Regions from separate parts of the Mus musculus genome. Here region 1 is linked to region 2. A link is a loop called in an ENCODE intact Hi-C map of the cell type or tissue named here. Cell type or tissue: left cerebral cortex. All regions are shown on one strand. Each heading gives the region's core, and the rest is flanking DNA. Links, peaks and the distances in the headings are about the cores only.

What was found. Peaks named below come from ENCODE experiments on the same cell type or tissue, not always from the same donor. Only the 100,000 strongest peaks of a DNase experiment are listed, where the experiment ranks them.
Region 1: a loop joins it to region 2, with 2.1 times the contacts of the local background. A loop is called at or near these places in 5 of 42 quality-filtered maps.

What each region holds. Positions count from the first base shown.
Region 1 is chr7:128,607,895-128,613,531 of GRCm38, forward strand. It overlaps Inpp5f (inositol polyphosphate-5-phosphatase F), which reads left to right and starts at 3,471. Exons shown (of 20, transcript NM_178641.5): 1 at 3,471-3,797. The coding sequence starts at 3,701. In left cerebral cortex, for the core only: no CTCF peak of the experiment used is centred there; DNase peaks (open chromatin) are centred at 3,321 and 4,331; H3K4me3 peaks cover 2,098 bases; H3K27ac peaks cover 1,414 bases.
Region 2 is chr7:128,545,889-128,551,525 of GRCm38, forward strand. It overlaps Bag3 (BCL2-associated athanogene 3), which reads left to right. Exons shown (of 4, transcript NM_013863.5): 4 at 1-1,093. The coding sequence ends at 508. Among named protein-coding and RNA genes, the nearest start is that of Bag3, 25 kb to the left of the region's middle. In left cerebral cortex, for the core only: no CTCF peak of the experiment used is centred there; DNase peaks (open chromatin) are centred at 3,452, 5,040 and 5,334; H3K27ac peaks cover 916 bases.

The DNA.
Region 1 (5,637 bases), core at 272-5,271, 62 kb after region 2:
TCCTTCTAAAATACCAAACAAAGGCCTTAACTCAGCGGAAGGAATCTTTAAAAAAGGTCTGAGCCAATTAATATCTCCCAACAGCTTTTGAAAATCATTTAAGGTATGGAGGTGATCTCTTCTTATCTCTACCTTTTGGGGCACAATCTTATCTGGGGACACCACAGAGCCCAAGAATTGTCCTGTATCAGAAATTTGGACCTTTTCTGTGGCTATCTGTAAACCCCACTGACTTAAAGTTTTAAGTAGAAAAGGATATGCCTTTTGTAGCATGGTAAGGTCTTTATGGCACAGGAGGATGTCATCCATGTAAAGGAGCAAAATTAAAGAGGGGAATTGTTCCCTCACTGGCAAAAGAGCTTTTTGCACATAAAGCTGGCACATTGTAGGACTATTGGACATCCCCTGTGGTAAGACCTTCCATTGATACCTCTTATCAGGTTTAGCAGAATAAGCTCTCTGACCCGTTAACAAGTCAAAAGTCCAATCTCTCTGCTCTGGAGTTAAAGCAGCAGCGTTTGCTCGGTCCTGCGCTTGTGCAGCTTCGTGCCAAAGCGCTTTCCATTCCATGTATTTGCCCATACTAGGGAGAGCGGCTTTTACAACCGTTTGCCAGTCAGCAGGAGTTAGTGCCATGCCAGCGAGCCTGTCTAACTGCACCAAGGTAAAATTAGCATTGGTTCCGTATTTACGAACCGACTCAGCAATTTCTTTAATCTGCACATATTCTACCGGAGCGTGGACACGCCCACCCTCGGCTCCTTCAAAGACTGGAAATGCCTGTTCTATTTTCCTTTGTTCCTCTCGGGGAATGAATGAGTCTGCGCACTGCCTCTCTGCGCACTGCCTCTCTGCGCATTGCTGACGCACTACGCAGGGCGGGGACTCCGCATAGGGCGGGAGTGCACCTGGTAGCCGATTGCCCTGAGGCCAATTAGCAAACTGGCCTTCGCCAGCCGCTTTTGGCTTTTTCCTTAAATGACTAGTTAGCACTTTACTTGGCGGCTGGTATCCTTTTCTTTCATAATGAGCCGCTTTTTTCTCCCAGTCTGTTTCTTCAGAGCACAGGCTCCTTCTCCTAGAGACCTCCGCTAATTGATCTTTCTTCTTTTCCCTTTTTCCTCTTTTTCTTCTAATCTCTCTCCAGGTATTCTTACCTGACCTAAACTTTTCCTCGGGTTCAAGACCCTTGGAAAGGCCTGTATACTTATTTTGTGTACCATATTTCCTCTTTGTTCCTATTCTCTCTCCCCGCTTTACTTCTGATAGCTTGTCCTGAATTTCCTCTAGAATTTTCAGCCCTATCTTAATCACTTGATAACATGTGAAAAGGAACAAAAGGGCTCCTAACATTAGAAAAAATTCAAGGCCAAACATTTTCCACTTTACTTCTGATAGACTGTCTTGAATTTCGTTAGAAAGTTCAAGGCCAGGCTTACCTCGTGAAGCTGTACTCACTGGTACTCTCGTTCCCCAGCTGAAAAGTTCTGAATTCATACAGTTGAATCCTTCTTAACAGTCTGCTTTACGGGAACCTTTATCACCGTCGTTCCCCAGCTGATGAGTTCTGAATTCGGCAGTTGAATCCTTCTCAACAGTCTGTTTTATGGGAACCTTTATAAACGTGATCCGCAGTTCTGGTTCCGGAATGAGGGATCCTCCTTGCGCCAGTCCCGAGTTTTTTTCTCGTCCCGGAATTCGGCACCAATTGTTATTAGACGCGTTCTCACGACCGGCCAGGAAGAACACCACAGACCAGAATCTTCTGCGGCAAAGCTTTATTCTTACATCTTCAGGAACAGAGTGCAAGAAGCAAGAGAGCAAGAAGCAAGAGAGAGAGAAAAGCAAGAGAGCGAAAGAGCAAGAGAGAGAGAAAAGCAAGAGAGAGAGAAAAGCAAGAGAGAGAAGCAAGAGAGAGAAGCAAGAGAGCGAAGCAAGAGAGAGAGAGAAAACGAAACCCCGTCCCTCTTAAGGAGCATTCTCCTTCGCCTCGGACGTGTCACTCCCTGATTGGCTGCAGCCCATCGGCCGAGTTGACGTCACGGGGAAGGCAGAGCACAAGTAGTCATAAGATACCCTTGGCACATGCGCAGATTATTTGTTTACCACTTAGAACACAGCTGTCAGCGCCATCTTGTAACGGCGAATGTGGGCGCGGCTCCCAACACAGCAGCACCACCACCAGCAGCACCACCACCAGCAGCAGCAGCACCACCATTTACTTTATATTTATGAACCTGTGCACTACACCCATACAGGAACAGAGGTCAGAAGAGGTGTCTCATCACAGTTGGTTGTGAGCTGCCCTGGAGGTGCTGGGAACTGAACCGGAGGTCCTCTGCAAAAGTAGCAAAGTACTCTTGAGCCACCCAGCTCCGGTGGTTAGGCCTCTTTTTTTTTTTTTTTTTTTTAAAGATTGCTTTAAAGGAAGACAGGAACATACAGAATTGGGAGTCTAAGAGTGTAGTAAAGGTCACGAATTCAATCAGTAGAGACTAAAATTGTCCCAAGATCACACAGAACAAGACAGACCCAAAGTCTGGAGACTGGGAGATAGGTCTAGAACTGGAAGCTTTTTCTCCTAAATCTTTCTGGTTCAGATTGACACCTGGCCATTTTACCATCTCTGAGTGACGTCCCTTTTACTGACTTCCTGTAGGCCGGCTTCTCAGACTTTGCTGTACCTTCTCCTCACTAGCCCAGCTAACTCTAAGTGTGTATTCTGTGGAGACACATCTCCACTAATGTGCATTTACTAAATGATTATTGGTGTCCAGGTTCTAATAGGAAATGCCAAAACAGAGCGGCCTCTGCTCAGCCGAGTGCTAACTTGGGGTAGAACCCTGGAGACAACCATGGCTGTACTTCTGGGCTTGGTTTGGTCTTTGCTCAGACTAGGGGTAAATGTACTCCGAGGAGGAAGGAATGTCAGGTGGATTCGGGGACTTGACCAGACTTTTCTAGGAGCTAATGGAAGGAATGAAGGACTGGCTTGCACATCAGGGAAAGATCAAGAAATGGCTGCATAAAGGGCGTCGAGCCAGTATAACCAGACTTAGGCTCAGGGCCTGCCTGAGGTCGCAGCTGGTAAGGCCGGCGAGTGGGAGAGGCAGAGGAGTAGAGGCTATAGACAGAGAGGGAGGAACTGAAAGAGGTGCGGCGAGAGCTGAAAGGAGAAAGAGGATTGAGACACAGGCTGGGAGAGGGCTGAGCCAGAAACTCGTGGGCGGGACCAGGGCGGGGCCTAGGAGGGCTTTCGGAGAACTACAGAGGGAGGCGGAGTCGGAAGGTCGGAGGAGGAGCCTGAGCAAGGGCGGAGCCTAAGGGAGAGGGGAGGAACTATAGGAGGGAAAGTTGCACGCTGAGGGGAGGAACCTGGGAGGAGGCGGAGTCTAGAGGGAGCCAGGATGAACTGTAGGAGGTGGAGTCTCAGGATAGGGGGCGGAGCCTAGGTACAGGAGTTGTGGGGGGAGGGGGAAAAGGCCTCCCGGGCCTCGGCCGCCCAAGCGTGTTCTTGGCCCGCGGGTCAGGCCCCCGAGTGCTTCCCCACTCTGTTCTTCCGTGGGCTGGGTCCTCGGAGTCTCCTTGAGGCACGGACTCTGGTGGTCTCGGTGGAGGAGGACTCCAGCATCGCTCCAGGGCGGGCCGCTGCCGTGCCTGGGCCGGGGGACCGCCGCCTCCCGGAGCGCGTGGGGCCGGCATGGAGCTCTTTCAGGCTAAGGACCACTACATCCTGCAGCAGGGCGAGCGTGCCCTGTGGTGCAGCCGGCGCGACGGCGGCCTGCAGCTCCGACCGGGTGAGGCGCGCGGCGCGGGCTGGGTGGGGCGCGCGGGCCAGCTGGAGCGCGGGGGGCGCGGCCCGGCCCCTCCGGCCCCGGGATCGCGAGGCTGGGCGGGACGCTTGGGGATGTCAGCGCTAGTCCTGAGGGGAGCGGCCGCCGCTTCGGGGAGTCCTCCTGCCTCAGGGAGGCGGGGAAGGCCGGTCACCCCCTTTAGTGCACCTCTTCCAGTATCTGGGGCCTGGGGTGCGGGGATAGGGTCCCTTATGAACCCCTCGTAGGCCTCCACCTGCAGCGTCTTCTCACGGTCCAGCGTGGGAAGTTCTGGGTTCCAGTCCCATCAGTTCAGTGGAACCTAATGCGGGACACTCCTTCTTGACATCCTTGAGTTGTTCCCGGTCACTTATTAAAGAGTGACTTCAGGACGGTTACCTCACAGGACTTGATCGAAAACTAGTGTATGAATTGCCATTTTCAAGAAGAAGTCGTGTTGGATGTCTGTCACACACAGTTAGGAGAGGTCAAAGTCTCCAGCCATCAGTTTGCTTTAGAAAACTTTGTTTGCAGTTAGTTGGCTTAAATAGTAGCTCCTGTTCTCAGACAGCTGCGGTCAGTTATCGCTCGGAGGAGTTTGGGCAGCTTCTACTTAGTTCTCCAGTGCTTTTTTCCTTCATTGGTCAACACTTTTTTACTTTAGGAAAAGTGAGACTGGAACTCTTGAACGAGCCACGGCATTGGACGTTTTCCTGCGTTCTTTGAGTACATCCAGTAGAATAACTTCAAGGGAGCTTTTTAGGTCATCCTGTTACCTCTTATGGGATGGCTTCTGAGGACAGGTCCTTTCGTGTCTTAGTGCCAATCCCCACAGCAGCCTGAAAGAGTAGGGTCAGGATCTTCTTTCTCAGGTGAGGAGAGAAGTGTGAGATCCCAGAAAGTGGAGCGGTTTGGTGACACTTTTCATCAGTGTCCATTGTGTCCTTACGGAGACCTGCAAAGTTACTCTGCTAGAGCGGTGAAGAACAACTTTTTTTCTTCTTCAGAAATATGGCTCTGGTTGTATTTTCTTGCCGCTGTATTTTATTTCCTCTTTTCAGAATGGAGGCACTACGGTGGCCACAGTAAGACTTTTGGTGACCTTGGAATAGATGATGGGCCACTTTATTCTAATCTGACCACTTTTCCTAGCCTGTCACCCTGCAAGGTGTAAAGCAGGGGGGAATTTAGCTGTAAAAGTCCCGCGGGCCAAATTCCTGGCAGCTGGAATGCATAAATGGAGGGAGCTTGGAGTCCTTCTCAGCTCATCAGACAGGACTTTTCATCTCCGCAGGTCAGTTTTCTCAAGCAGAAAGTTTAGCCGGGCCCTTTCCTGGAGCTAGCCCTGAGGTTTGCTCTTTGTTTGTCCAAAGTTCGTATCAGAGAGCAAGTGTAAAACTTTTCACCATTATCAAAAGTTTGGTATAGCATCACAGTTCAGTGTATCTCATTTCGTAGATACGTATCCCATCACCCACAAACGTAGGTAGCGCCTAGAGGAAGGCAGAGGCCATCATAGTTCAGATTTAACAGGCCATTGGAAGCCTTAGAAAGTATCCTGTAGTTATTGACTAGTTTAACCTATCCAGTATTTAAGATCTCAAATACAGCTATTTTAGTAATATTTAATTGATCTGAATGCTGTTTAGGTCTTTTTTTTTTTTTAATCTATACAGAGTTATTTCAAATTCTCTTTATTGAACATTGTCTTCTCTTTGTGGTGAGTGTTGCTGTTGTTTAAAGTGACAGAGTTAAAATCTTTAGTTTTTTTTTCATCTTGATTATTCAAGAGCCGAATAGACTTCTGACCAAGTTTGGTTTTTTT
Region 2 (5,637 bases), core at 488-5,487:
ACCTGCAGCCCCCAAATCGGGAGAAGCCGAAACACCCCCTAAGCATCCAGGTGTGCTGAAAGTGGAAGCCATCCTGGAGAAGGTACAAGGGCTGGAGCAGGCTGTAGACAGCTTTGAAGGCAAGAAGACTGATAAAAAATACCTGATGATCGAAGAGTATTTGACCAAAGAGCTGCTGGCCCTGGATTCCGTAGACCCTGAAGGACGAGCTGATGTGCGGCAGGCCAGGAGAGATGGCGTCAGGAAGGTTCAGACCATCTTGGAAAAACTTGAGCAGAAAGCAATTGATGTCCCAGGTCAAGTACAAGTCTATGAACTCCAGCCCAGCAACCTTGAGGCCGAGCAGCCACTCCAGGAAATCATGGGTGCCGTGGTAGCCGACAAGGATAAGAAAGGTCCTGAAAACAAAGATCCACAAACTGAAAGCCAACAGCTAGAAGCCAAAGCAGCCACACCTCCAAATCCCAGCAACCCAGCAGACTCAGCTGGCAACCTGGTGGCTCCCTAGTGTCCCCTGGGACCATGCTGTAGAGACTTTTAAGTTGCATGCACTGCGGGACTTGCAGTCAGCTGGCTGCCATTATTCATAGCCGCTTGGTATGCAGTAACTTGGGGTGGAGGTAAAACACTAACAAAGGGGGCTTTTCTTCCATAGTCTATTCTGTATAAATAATAAGTTGCCTGTTCCAGAAGTCTAACCCTAACCCCTCTGGTTGTCTGGGACCCCTTTCTGTGCATGGGTGCAATGATTTAGCCATGGCTGTGGGCTATCTGGGTACAATGATTTAGCCGTGGCTGTGGGCTATCTGGGTGCAATGATTTAGCCGTGGCTGTGGGCTATCTTCCTGTTAGCCTTGGACTGAAGGGGTTTTAAGTTTTGAGGGGTAGGAAGAGAGTTACAGGAATAGAGAACCTGTTTTTGAGACATGTTGTCATTTTGATGAGATAACCTTCATCTCGTTACTGAAATATCTAACTTCAGCTAGATATGAGCTATGCAAGGAGCCATAGGAATAGCTATATGTTGGAATGGCTTTAATGTTGTTACATTTGAGGGGGGATGGAAAATAAAGTGATTATATAACTCTCAAAATGTTTTTTTGTGGTTTCTAAAAGTTTGAAGAGTGACAGATGGCATCAAGGTTATTCCAGTGGGTGAAGCGAGGATCCCATATAAGCACTCAGGAGGCAGAGGCAGGGGGATTTCTGAGTTCGAGGCCAGTCTGGTCTACAAAGTGAGTTCCAGGACAGCCAGAGCTATACAGAGAAACCCTGTCTCAAAAAAAAAAAAAAAAAAAAGCTGGGCACAAATAACAGGCCTACCAACGGGCTCAGTGAGAGTGCTCTTGTCTCAAACAATGAGGTAGAGAGCAATTGAGGGTGACAGCCCACATTGGCCTCAGCCTCTTCATACAGGTTTGTGTACACATGAAAACACAGCAAAAGATTGTCCCTGACTTTAGTCAAATGGTAGACACATTTATAAGGCAGTTCTTATCTAGGGCACAGGAGGACTCAGGACTGTGGGCTTAGGTAGAGGAATATGCTTGCTGTGTGCCCCTTCTTCATCCCACCCTGTCAACTGCCAAATGCTACCTACATCTGCTGATCCCCAGCCTCAGGCATCACCTCGGTGCTGAGATGGTTCACACGAACACAAGGAAGCCAGTTCCCATTGCTGCCCAAGTGCTGTGTGGAGTCTGGGTCACTGGGAATTAGAAATGTGCCCTGAGAGTCTTGGGGGTTATTTAACACTTCTGAGTGGCCAAGCTGGATGGGACCAGGTTCCCCTCTGAATGGGTTCCTTAGAGCCTCTAGGGTTCAGGGTCATGTGTACTCAGAAGATACTGAGTATACGATTAATTCTGTGCCCGTGAATTTAAAGCTCCAGAGGGGCCATAAAGAATGGCTCAGTGTGTAAACGCACTTGCCACTAAGTCTGACAACCTGCGTTCTACCTGGGGACCCAAGTTAGAGAAGAAAACTGATGACTACATGGTCTCACTCCTACACACAGGCCGTGTGCACACACAATGTAATAGGTGGGCAGGGAAGGGCACGCCTTCCAGCACTCAGGAGTCAGAAGCAAGTGGAGCTTTGTGAGTTTTGGACCAACCTGATCTACCATAACAAGTTCCGGGACCGCTAAGGTTAGAGAGACCCTGTCTCAAAATACATTTGACTGTCCAAGAGACTCACAAAACATAACCTATTGCTATTGCCCTTTGTTGCCCCCAGAGGTGGAAGGTAGGTCCCTATTGCTAAATGCACCATGTATTTCAGACATGACCCCTAGGCTGGAGCTGACCGGAATGCCCCCTCCCAGAGGACTGGCTCTCATGGAAACAGAAGGCAAGCATCCAAAGGAGGGAGACAACCAACAGTCCTACCCAGCTGTGATGTTTATGAATCAACAATTAGCGTGGCACAACAACCCTAAGGGTGAGATAGTGGTACACATATCTAGATGGTAACCAACAGCTCTCTAGTTGAATTTAAGATCTACCTGTTCAACAAGAGAGAAGCCATTCCCAGCAATCTAGCCAACTACTCAATGCTAGCGAAGTTGTGGTTACTAGGGAATCTACAACAATTGTTTCATTAAACCAACATAAGCACTGACTGCATTCTAAATATTTGTCCTTTTACCCACAGACAAGTGTAGTCTTTGCCCTTTAGCAAGGGAACTTTGCAACTGAAGGAGACAGCTACAGAAGACCTCAACTCATCATAAGGCACAGTTAATGGAGCCCAGTCCCAGTGGCTACATCTACAAAACACTCCCACGCCTAAGGCTCAGGGTACATTGCAGAAGAGGGACAGGAAGATTGGGAGCTAGAGGGTCAGGAAGTTTTATGTGACATTGTGTCTCCTAGTAATGTCAGAAGCTATATCTGTAAATTCTCACCAACATGACTGCCTAGACATGAGCTGAACGCAGACAACACTAATAAACATGGCAAAGTGGCTAGGGAGAAGCCCACAAGGCTTAGAACCTACAACTAAGGAGTGCTGAGCAGGGGAGGGGAGAGCACACCAATTGGTTATCCATTAATATACAGACTAGTCAGGTTATATATAACAATGCGTATGTATATGCATATACATGTGTGCATGCAATAACAATGAAAAACAGGTTGTAAATTTGAAAGAGCTTGGAAAAGACCATAGACACCCTCTCCCTCCCTCCCTATGTGGAGTTGTGCTTCACGCACGCGCGCGCGCACACACACACCCTGCCCCGCCCCGCCAAATGAGGATGAAAAGGAAGAGGGGGACCTGAGACATCAGAACATGCAAGTGTGCTGACTGAAGAGCCCCAAGCTGAATTCCTCACAACCATCCTGAGGTTAATATTGGTGCCTGACGATGTCACACAAAAATACCCACTGCCATACTTGCCACTCTTAGCCTGCTGAAAAAGGCTGAAGTCATCCTGATGGGATTCTGCCAACATAATTCCTGAGTGAACTCACCCAGGGAGGACGAGCCAGCATGCTAGGGACTCTAGAAACTCAAATGTAAACAGAGAAAGAAGCCTGCTGAACGTCATCTCCCACCCAACTCCCAGGCCTGGAGATCAAAGCAGGGGCCTCATACGTTGCTCCTTCCACTGAGTGAGAGTCCTAGTTTGACCATGTTGTGAATGAACTAAAGACAGAGGAGGTCATTTCTGCTTTATTCACCTAGGCATTCAGGTCCCTCAAGTTTTAACTGATTTGGATTATTTTATTTTATTTTATTTTACTTTACCATGAATCATGGTGAGCTGATCTCTAACCCAGTTGCCACCTTTGGCCGATCCAAACCAAATACAATGTTCACATCAAGACAAGGGGTTTCTAGCCCTGGATCTTGCAGGAGACCAAGCATTCTGCCGGCTGCAAGGAAACAGAGCTGTCTTGGCCCTGTAGGAGTTAGGGGCATTAGCACTGCTGAGTATCTGGTATCAAGGGGACCTTGGCTAAGTTAACCTAAACCCCAGTGCCAGTTAGAGAGCATTGCAGTTAAGAGAACAAACTTGAATCACTCTGCCTTAGTCAGGGTTTCTATTCCTGCACAAAACATCACGACCAAGAAGCAAGTTGGGGAGGAAAGGGTTTATTTAGCTTATACTTCCACACGGCTGTTCATCACCAAAGGAAATCAGGACTGGAACTCAAGCAGGCCAGGAAGCAGGAGCTGATGCTGAGGCCATGGGGGGGATGTTACTTAATGGCTTGCTTCCCCTGGCTTGCTCAGCCTGCTCTCTTATAGAACTCAAGACTACCAGCCCAGGGATGGCACCACCCACAATGGGCCCTCCCCCCTTCATCACCAACTGAGAAAATGCCCCACAGCTGGAGCTCATGGAGGCACTTCCCCAACTGAAGCTCCTTTCTCTGTGATAACTCCAGCCTGTGTCAAGCTGACACACAAAACCAGCCAGTACACACTCCAAGCTAGAAATCACAGCTTTGGAGTCTGTGCAAAGCTTTGAGACAGTGACCAGTTACAGGGAGTCTTTCCCTCCCCAGGCTCCTCATTTACAAAATAGGGAAATGGTTAAATGAATCCAGACATGCAAAGAATGGCAAGTGGTGCCTGGCTGATGATAAGGTTAATTGTGGTTAACATTCTTATTCAATACATGGAACACATGCCAGCAAGACAGCAAGGAGCAGGCAGGATTTGTACAGATCCAGGTCATCACATCTCACAATTTGGTGCCAAGTGGGTTTGGTGGTGGATTAGTTTTCTCACTGCTGTGAAGGAAGGAATACCTGACATAAGCCACTTAAGGAAGGAAGGAAGGAAGGACCTATTAGCTAACACATTCAGCATACAGTCTTTCTTGGTGTAAAGGCATTGGTGGCAGGCTCTTGAGGTGGCTGATCAGGAAACAGAAAAAAAGAAAAGAAAAAGAAAAAAGAATGATAATGTTCAGCTCGATTCAGGGAGTGGTGCCACCCAATTTCAGAGTCTTCTTCAATGAAAAGAGTCTAGAAATTCTCACAGGCATCCTCAGAGGCTGGTTGCCATGGTGATTCTAATCCCATCAAGCAGACAAGATTAATCATCACAGTAATCAAGCAGCAAAGGACTTCCTAAGGGCTGCAGAATTTTGAAAATCTCTTAACCTCTTCCAAACTCAGAGCATTTGATTTGGTGTGTGTATGTGTGTATGTATGTGTTTTGCTTTTTGTTTTTTATTTTTTTCAATCTATAAAAGTGAAATCTTACAGGATTCTTTTCTATCTCCCAGTTGCAGCAAGCAACCCGGGCTGCAGATGGTCCCTGGTTTACTGTGGTCTGAGTCAGTGTAAGAACACAGGCTATACCGAGTAGAAGCTTCAAATATTGAATTTGGATCTTTTCCTGGCTTAGTGGTATGTGGTGCAAATTTGGTGTGTGGTGTTGGCAGCAATACAATGCTGGGCAGCTGCAGGAAGCCATAGCTCCGGATGGCCACTCCATCACAAGAAGAAAATGGCCAGCCCTGCAGCATTCTGTATTATTGTTAGGCAGAAATGTTCAGAAGGTTAGATGAAGTAAACACATTTTCTTTTTAAATATTTATCTGGGGGTTGGAGAGATGGCTCAGAGGTTAAGAGCACTGGCTAATCTTCCAGAAGATGAGTCTCATAATGATTCCCA